Linked DNA regions of Mus musculus: region 1 is linked to region 2. A link is a loop called in an ENCODE intact Hi-C map of the cell type or tissue named here. Cell type or tissue: gastrocnemius. All regions are shown on one strand. Links, peaks and the distances in the headings refer to the core of each region. The heading gives the core; the rest is flanking DNA. Region 1 holds the start of Zfp612 (zinc finger protein 612). Region 2 holds the start of Cmtr2 (cap methyltransferase 2).

Region 1 (4,391 bases), core at 303-4,302, 140 kb after region 2:
CTATGCCAAGTGGAGGCTTTCTGCAGTTCTCCTAGGCAGAGACCAGCTTTACAAAGCTGTAAGCAACCTTCACAAGGACTTATACCACATCTACATCATTCCTGCTGTCTGGCTTCTCCCATATTCTAAGATGCCTGTTGTAGCAGACTGCAGGCAAATAAACATCTATGAGGCCGCCCTTGACCATCAGGGGGCAGGATTTGATAGGTAAGTGCTTTTCCCATTAACCCTAGAAGGACATCTTTTGAGATTCCAAGGCTCCTCAGAGACCCTGCAAGACAGAACCTGTTGAGGGCCAAAGCTGGTAAGGCAACCTTGTATGCACTTTATTAAAGCAAACTAAATTGGCCTAAGAAAGCCTTCTGACTCATATACCAGAGTCCTGACCTGTAGAGAATTGCAACCTAACTCAGTATATAAACACATTCAAAACCTAACTTCAGAACTGAGTCTCAGCCAATCATAGTGGCCAGGCTGATCAAACTAGGTTCAAATAAGGCAAGCTCCAGGCACAAGCCAACTGAGCTAGCTCTTCAGTACAGGTCTTCTCCTGTCTATAAATACCCAGCCCCATGGCATCCCCAGTCTTACAAGTTGTTGTGGTGTCAATCATTCTTTGCCCAACTGAACTGTTATATTTAATTTGTCTATATTTTTTTTCTATTTTGCTATCTTTGTCCTTCACTCTGTCCAGGCGACTATATTCTACTCATAGCTAAATTCCCACAAACAAAACAAAACAAAACCCTTTGTCCTACGTTCTACATCTTGAAAAACCTAGACTACAAAAGGATTTTTAAATGTTTCTACCTCTTCAAATTGCAGGAGTTTCCCCAGCCATTTTCATTATGACTTATTTGGCAATTAAAAAACTATCAGGCTGTAAATTTTCCTCTGGCTCAGAATTAACCCTTGACCAGGAACACTCGATGCCAAATGTGTTTGGAAAACTCTATATCCACATCAAATCTTAAAAATGTCTACAAAGGGGGTGCCCAGGAAGGGGGGGTGTGAAATGAATCAAATGCATTCTACATTTGTATGAAAATTGCCTGTGAATAAAAAAGCTTGAAAAATGTATTCCTATGGATATTCTCATGTGTAGGAGACATGCACAAAGTATCCATCGTCAGCACTATTTGTGATGCATAACCAGCCTGAAAACAACCTACCCATCCCCTGAAAATACAGCTTCTGTATTGTTTTTATAGCTGGACCTTACCCAGCTGACATAGACACTACTTAGAAATTAACCAAGTACTCAAAAACAACAACAACAACAAAGCTTAAACTGTTGCATATGTATACACTTTTAAAAAAATAGGCTGTGGTAAACACAAAATTCAAAATAGTTGTTACATCTGAGGGTGGGAAGAGTCTGAGAGTCAGATGAAGAACGAATACACTGATGGATGCAGCATAAGGACCAGATTCGTTCTTATCTGGCTGCGCATAGGTAAGCATCCGTTACTTTTCTTTCTCTTAAAACTCTTTCTCTGTGTCTATCTCTGTCTCTGTCTCTCCCTGCTCCCCACCTTGGAAAAATAAGTGTTTTGGCTACGGTTATAGCCGTAAGAGACCTGCATCCATCCAAATGTCGCACTGCCTTCTACGGGGTATGAAATAGCAGCAATTCTGAAACTAGTCTGTGTGTACTCTTGCCATGTCGTCATCTTGTGTGCATGTGTGGGGCCTGACGTCGATGCAGCAGACCAGGCCTTAAGCTCGCTCTGTCCCCAACGGCTGAGAAGTGGCCCTGCTTTCCCTGCGGTGGCCCCGCGCCCTTCACCCTGCCTGGAGCCCGGGACAAGCAGTACACACCTGCAGGGCCGCGGCGGGTCAAGAGACCTGCGATGTCACCTCGAGCCGCTTCGCCCCCGCACGCAGCTACCCCTCTGTGAAGTGACACAGCTTCCCCGATCCGCCACCTGCTGAGTTTTCTGGGTCTGACAATGGTCGCCACTCAAGCGTCACCGCTGTGGACACGGAGACTTGGTGGCCCGCGAGGCTGGCTGCGGGAGCCCCTGCGTGCTGTCCGCCAAGACACACCGCGAACCGCAATGGGTCCGCACTCACCTGCGCAGCACGGTCCGCGCGCGGCCGGAAGTGCGTCACCGGCCCGACCCCGCCCCTCTAGGAGTGCTGCCCCCTCCCTCTCTGGGGTGCCCGCCTGGCCTCTGCGGTTCTCTGTCGCCTAGGACTCAAGCTCTTTGTCGTGGGCCATGGGTTCTGATGTCTTAGGACCCTTACTCCTGGAGTACTGGATAGACCCACCCGAGAAAGGCCACCCGAGTTTATGTCTTGGTAAAGCTGGAGGTGCCAGCAGGTGGACTGTGCCAGTGCGTCACAGGCTGGAGGACCCAGGGTCCACTTTAAAAATAAATGTTATGTAATGTCATGCAGGCCTGCTGCTGGGCCTTGATTGCAGTTGTTCTGGAAGCTGAGGCTGGAGATGGCGCTTAATGATACACTGCTTCTCGGGCACTCTGGGTTCAAAAACCAGGACAAATAATAATAATAACAACAACAACAACCTGATTTCCTACCATGAAATTCATAACTACCTGCTGTTGACACAAGAAAACAACTCTTACCTTAAAGGGGATAAGAGATAGTTTATTCTCAAACCAAATTTAAGTGATCATAGCCCAGGAGCCCAGATTTAGGTTGCCCCAAATTCCACGTTCCAACGCGGAAGCAGTTTTATAGTTTTACAGATCAAAAAAGTCCTAAATCAAAGTTTAAGATATATTGGTTGGGCCGGGCGGTGGTGACGCACGCCTTTAATCCCAGCACTTGGGAGGCAGAGGCAGGCAGATTTCTGAGTTCGAGGCCAGCCTGGTCTACAGAGTGAGTTCCAGGACAGCCAGGGCTGCACAGAGAAACCCTGTCTCGAAAAGAAAAAAGAAGAAAAAAAAAAAAAAAGATATATTGGTTGGGTGCATCAGAGAGGTCGGTACAGCAAGATAGGGGTCGCCTTTCTATATTTCAGATGGATGCTATATGATAACCTTCTTGGCTTTTGTGTTGGTGGAAGTCAATGGCCTGTTACAAGATCCCAACAGGTGTTTAATCTATATTACAGGATGTTAGTTCTTACAGAAAAATAAGCAAGAAATGGTTATTCAAAGTGGTAACACTGGCCCAAAATAAGATAATTAGCTAGCCTTGGCACCTGTAGCATTCCAATATCTCAACAGCACTATAGTTCAATGAGTCAGTCTCTGTAGACATGACTTCTGTTCGGGAACTGAAAATTGGCACTGCCTAGAGACCCACAAGTAATACATAGTAGAGGATACATGAAAATGATTTATAGTAACAACACTACTTTGGTCTAATGGCATACATATTTGCCATTGTCCCACATGGAATTCGGATGTCAGAGCCACAGAGCTCCTGTCTTTCGCTGGTGTTTCCAAAAATCACAAGAGCATGATCTAAAACGGTGAATGCTCTTTTGACAGAGTTCTGAGTGAAACACAGAATGGTTTTTCTCTTCATGATGCTGGAGTCAGATTCCTGGAATTGCTACACGCGTTGTCTGAGTCCTAGATTCTGGCCAAGGTTTTCACTTACATAAATGACTAGTCACACACTAGCAAGTCTTCCTCTGTAGCCAAGACTGTCTTACATCGTCGGCTTTGTGGCACTTCTGACTTTCACCCACAATGCTACCCCTCACCATCACCATCAAAGGTTAAAAAAAAAACAAAAAAACAAAACAAAACTTACCCCACACAAAGTCCCAGAATGAACCCTGGGGGACATTAGACAGTACTAAAAGCTACTGGGTTGGACCCTCTTTACAAATTCTCCTTCCTGGACATGCTCCCAAAACCCCACTCCTCACTGAGGAGCTATTGAGAATTGACGGCTGCTTGGGAAAGGGGAGTCTATTTTCTTCAGGGAATGGGATGTGGTCCCTCTGAGCCTACCCATGCTCCAGGACTAGCAGCACTAAGAGGACTCAGTGAGTTCTAACAAGAACTCATGAAGTTGGAGGGAAAGAGATAGGAGGGGGAGGGGATTGGATAGAGGAGAGGGAATGGAGGTTGTCAAAACCACTACATGTGTGTATGAAATTCTCAAGCATTGAAAATGAACCCCCTTCCTGACTCTGGTAACACAGTTCTTTCTTCCTTCCAGCTTGGCTCGTCCCCATCCTGCTGTACCCTCCTGGCTCTCACCACACCCATTTTCTTTGCTCTTCCTGCACTTGCACACAAGCACAGAATGCTTTCTCCTTACCAGTCCTACCCTTCCTGTTACAGGAAACATCAGCTAAAATCCCACTCCTCACAGAAAGTGAGCCTTCTCCAACCACCCAGAACAAGGTGGGAGCCCCCACTTATATGCCATTACAGCACCCTGTACTTCTCAGCTTTTGG
Region 2 (4,391 bases), core at 293-4,292:
ATTGAAACTTCTGAAACCATGAGCCAGAATAAGCCCTTCTCTTCCTACATTGCTTATTGTAGGGGTTTTGTTAGAGTGAAGTAGAGCTAATAAATAAATGTAGACAAAACAAAACCCCTAACAACAGCATCAACAACAAAACCCTTAACTGCCTAGGAAACTAGAAACATCTATCTTGGCAGAACAGAGGCTAAGGTAAAGAAAGATGGCACTGCTGGAGAGCTCTAAATTCCACCATGTGGAACGCTGAGTGTCATATGTCACCCGATGGTGAGGAGTGCTTAAGTTTTCAGTTCATGCTCTGCAATCATGTCATAGTCAATTCATCCAATAAATGGTTAGACATAAAACGTCAGACATAGAAAAACTGACAACTAAATCCCCATCCTACAGAAAGCAGACATTCAAGGTGAAAATCGTGAGTCAGGCGCGCTCCTTTGTACGCTGAGCAAGATGAACTCAAAGGAAATCTAAACTGAGAAATAAAGGTTAGCTATGACCATAATGACATCATGACATTGGTGCTTCCTGAGTCCTGTCCTCTTAGCAAACCTTCCCATCCCTTTTCATCCTGTATTTTATCCTGTGTTCATCTGGTGTACAGGTTGGTAAGCTCCTTAAAGCAGTGGGTACCTTTTTTAATCATCTTGTTTGTCACAACTACTTACGAGTCCCACGTGAGTAGAGATTTACTGTCACAAACAGCAACATCATTTAACAGTTAGAAACTGTATTTAGAAAAGCTCTTAGGGGGAGGCAAAAGCAGGGCATTTCTGCACGCACAAAAACTCTACGTAAGAGCAAACAGAAAATTTACTACAATGAGCTCATCTGTCTTGATCCACGCTGTGCTTACTGGGAACCGCAGCTACATTTAGACCTCCAATACATTCTATTTTGGGGGGAAAAAAAAAGTCTACTTTTAGTCATTAACTTCACATACTAATTAGTGGCTGTGGTTAAGCTGTGAAATCTTACCGAAATTAAGTGGATAATTGCCTTCACTTGCAAACAACTAAAAGGATTCAAACGCTCCAAGGTTCCTGACTGTACTTGAGCCTTGCTGCCAACTCATTCTTAATATTACCGCCCCCTTATCCATTCCACTCCAGCCACACAAGCCTGCTGTTCACTGAAGACCCAGGCCACACCACGTTGGAACACTTTGCTCAATACTAAGAGGCAAGCTCTACCTGGGCTTTACTCCCCCAAGTATCTATCTAGCTAATCCCCTCAGCTCCTCCTGGTATTTGCTGGAAGGCACTTTACTCTGTGAAGCCTATCCTAACACACTTATTTTGAAATTGCATCTCGGGCTCCCCATGGCCCTTACCTCACTTTCTCCCACGGCATTCATGTTTATCACTTATTTCTTTTCCCCTGTGTTCTGTTTGTGACTTGTCGTTCTCAACTTCCTCAAACCAGAATGTAAGCTCCGCACTTCTGCAGGACAGTTATCTTTTATTTTGCTCACTTACATGCCACCCCAAAAGGTTCCAACAGTGGCTGGTGGGCACTTAAGTACACTAACATTAACTGGATAAATGGACGAATATTACACTTAGCCCAAAAGACAAAGCTCTGAACAGAATAATGCATTTCAATTTCACCCTAGCATTTCAATGTACGACTTAAAAACAAAAAAAATTTCAATTAAATGCATAAAATTTTTTTTCAACTAAATGCATGCCGTTTCCAAAGTGCATGTGAGGCTGATGAGTATCAACTGTATTATTTTGCAGGCTCCAAGTGGAAGACAGGAAGCTTCCTGTCCAAAGCCACAAGGAAATGATTATAAAATTTGTAAGTCCAACACCAAAGCCTTTAAGTTCTCAACAGCTGTCAGGTCTAAGTGAGCATAGGGAGTGTTAGCAATGGTCCCGCCAACTTTTCCTAGGAAATAAAAACACTGGGGCATGTGCAGTGCTCACACTGGGTCCTGGGACAGCCACCTCTCAAACACTCATTTGAGCAGCCCCGCCCCTTGCCCGCAGCGAACCGTCCGGGAACTGTCACTCACCGAGAAGCCGGGTCCGCATTCCTTCAGCCCACGCCCACCAGAGCCCCTCGAGCAGGAGCAGAGTAGCACCGCACACGCGGTCCTCACTCTAACGAGCCACCTGCCACTTCCGCTCCCGGGAACAGCTTCCGGGGGTGGCGTCTCCTCTGCGTACTTGGCAACCGGGTCGCGGACAAAGAGGAGGGAGCGCCTGGAAGACCGCCCGGACCTGCGCACGCGCAACTGGAGCCAGATCCTCCTCCAGACCACGCCCCCACCGGCTGCGAGGCTCTGACAGCCACACTGCACAGGCGCCTTCCGGGAGGCCTATCGTCACGCGCATCGACGTCACTCGGGAGGGTGGCAACTCCTGGAGCTGAGCTCTGGTGCGGAGAAACTTGTCCGTCTCAGCGGGTCGCCATGGCAACGGAACTGGGCTTTGGTACCCGAAGGTTTACCCTGGATAGATAGATGCTAGTTCCTAGGAGAGACTGCATTAAAATTGAAGCTCAATGGATAACTTGAGTGCAAAACCAAATTAAAGAAACGGAAGTATCATCACTTGGTGTGTTTACATATTAATAAACCAAGGAAAAAGAAAACCACCCGGTGTAGTGCCACAAGCCTTTGATCCCAGCTCTCATGAGCCAGAGGGAAACAGATCTCTGAGTTCTAAGTCACTCTGGTCTACATAGAGAGTTCCATGTCAGCCAGGGATACCAGAGGATGGACTCTCAGGCCTGGGACTCTCTAGTTAGGTTAGACTGTCCAGCTAGTCACTGGTATCCACCTGTCTCCACCTCCCCAGCTGTGGGGTAGCCACAGCTGCTGTGCGTTTATAAGTGTAACAGCCATCCTTTTTAGAGGAAAGCGCTTCACAGCACTTCCCTCATCCTCTCGCTCTCCCACTCTTTTCACCCACTCTTCTGCACTCCCCTTCCCTGAGCAGGTGTTATGTAGATGGCCTGTCTATGGCTGAGCTGTCAGTCACTTCTCAGAACTTTGACAGAGATGAGGGAAGAGCACCGTATTCAGAAGGCAGTTTGGCAACTTGACCATTTAGAGAAAAAAAAAAAAATCAGTGGACTCTCCCTTAGAGCCCACGATTTGTTAGTTATGGGTTTGGGCCATAACTAATACAAGGCATGAATTCCTCTTGTGGAGCAGGCAAATACCTACTGAATATTTTAGAAAAGCTCCCTTAAGTTCCTTCCTAGTCTTCCACCCTCAAGAAGCAGCTATCACTGTATTTCCCATCACCCTAATTTAGATGATCTGGTCTAGAATTTCACATAATTCAATCATTACACTTTGACTCTTCTCAGCCTCTCCCTGTTCAATTTATTATTTAAAATGTTTTCATCTGTATTGTCTTGTGTCTTTAAAATTTATATTGCAAGGGGTTTGTCATTCTGTGGGTTGACTTTAATCAGTTCTTCTACTGAAGGCTGACTGTTTAGTTTCTAGACTGGTGATATTACGAATGGACCTGTTTGGGGACTTTCTAATATGTTGTTGTAAGCATATGTTTTCATTATTCTTGTGTGACTTAGATGTGGAGGAACTGAGTCATCCAGCAGGCATAGCGACCAAGAGGAGAGAATAATCGCAGCTGCTGTGTGTGTAACTTCTTAAATCTTCCCCAGAGTTCTGAGTGTGTGTAACTTCTTAAGACTTCCCCAGATTTCTGAAGTGTTCCACCGTTTTGTAGTCCTACCCATAATGCAACTTTTTGGCATTGTCTTTTCATTTTAGCCGTTGGAGAGACTCTGTTGCTTTCTAAATGGGATTCTTTGAGACTTTCATACATATGTACAATATGTTTTGATCACCCTCCTCCTCTTCCAACTCCCCCCTCCCCATTTCATACAATGTTCTTTACTTTCTTTTTTTTGTAGCTCACTGATTCCAATTAGAGCAGATAGTATGTGCATAGGACCATCCACTAGAGCATGGGTGACCTACAAGGTGCCACCTTCCTGATAATAAATATTAGTTTAAAATGTCAATATATGAATGCTGTTCTTTTGTGGAACCCAGGAGTATGTGAGGAATTTGTAATCTGTTAGATGAAATTACCGTGTTTATAAATACTGTCATGAACACTCCAAACAGCAAAGGATGTAGGGAGTCTTCCCTGGGTAAAATGGTCACTACACAAACGGTGACCATAAAACCTTTGCTGAAGAACTGTGGGGCTTTTGCACTGTTAGTTCTCTTAATTACATGACATAAATACACTTACCGTTTCCGTTTTAGGAACAGAATGCAGGCTGAGAACAATCTGACAATTCGCTGAAAGTTATGTCATCACCAGGCAGCAGAGTCAGGGTGTGAACTTGAGTCTGCCTGAATCCAAATTGCTGCCAGCTGTGCCAAGCCATCTCCATCA

What was found. Peaks named below come from ENCODE experiments on the same cell type or tissue, not always from the same donor. Only the 100,000 strongest peaks of a DNase experiment are listed, where the experiment ranks them.
Region 1: it touches region 2 in a loop (4-fold over the local background); 2 of 42 quality-filtered maps call a loop at or near these places.

The regions. Positions count from the first base shown.
Region 1 is chr8:110,077,435-110,081,825 of GRCm38, reverse strand. Zfp612 (zinc finger protein 612) reads right to left here and starts at 2,092. Exons shown (of 5, transcript NM_175480.4): 1 at 1,822-2,092. In gastrocnemius, for the core only: no CTCF peak of the experiment used is centred there; a DNase peak (open chromatin) is centred at 2,089; H3K4me3 peaks cover 2,181 bases; H3K27ac peaks cover 2,496 bases.
Region 2 is chr8:110,215,716-110,220,106 of GRCm38, reverse strand. It overlaps Cmtr2 (cap methyltransferase 2), which reads right to left and starts at 2,147. Exons shown (of 2, transcript NM_146215.4): 1 at 2,021-2,147. In gastrocnemius, for the core only: no CTCF peak of the experiment used is centred there; DNase peaks (open chromatin) are centred at 2,265 and 2,767; H3K4me3 peaks cover 1,714 bases; H3K27ac peaks cover 1,376 bases.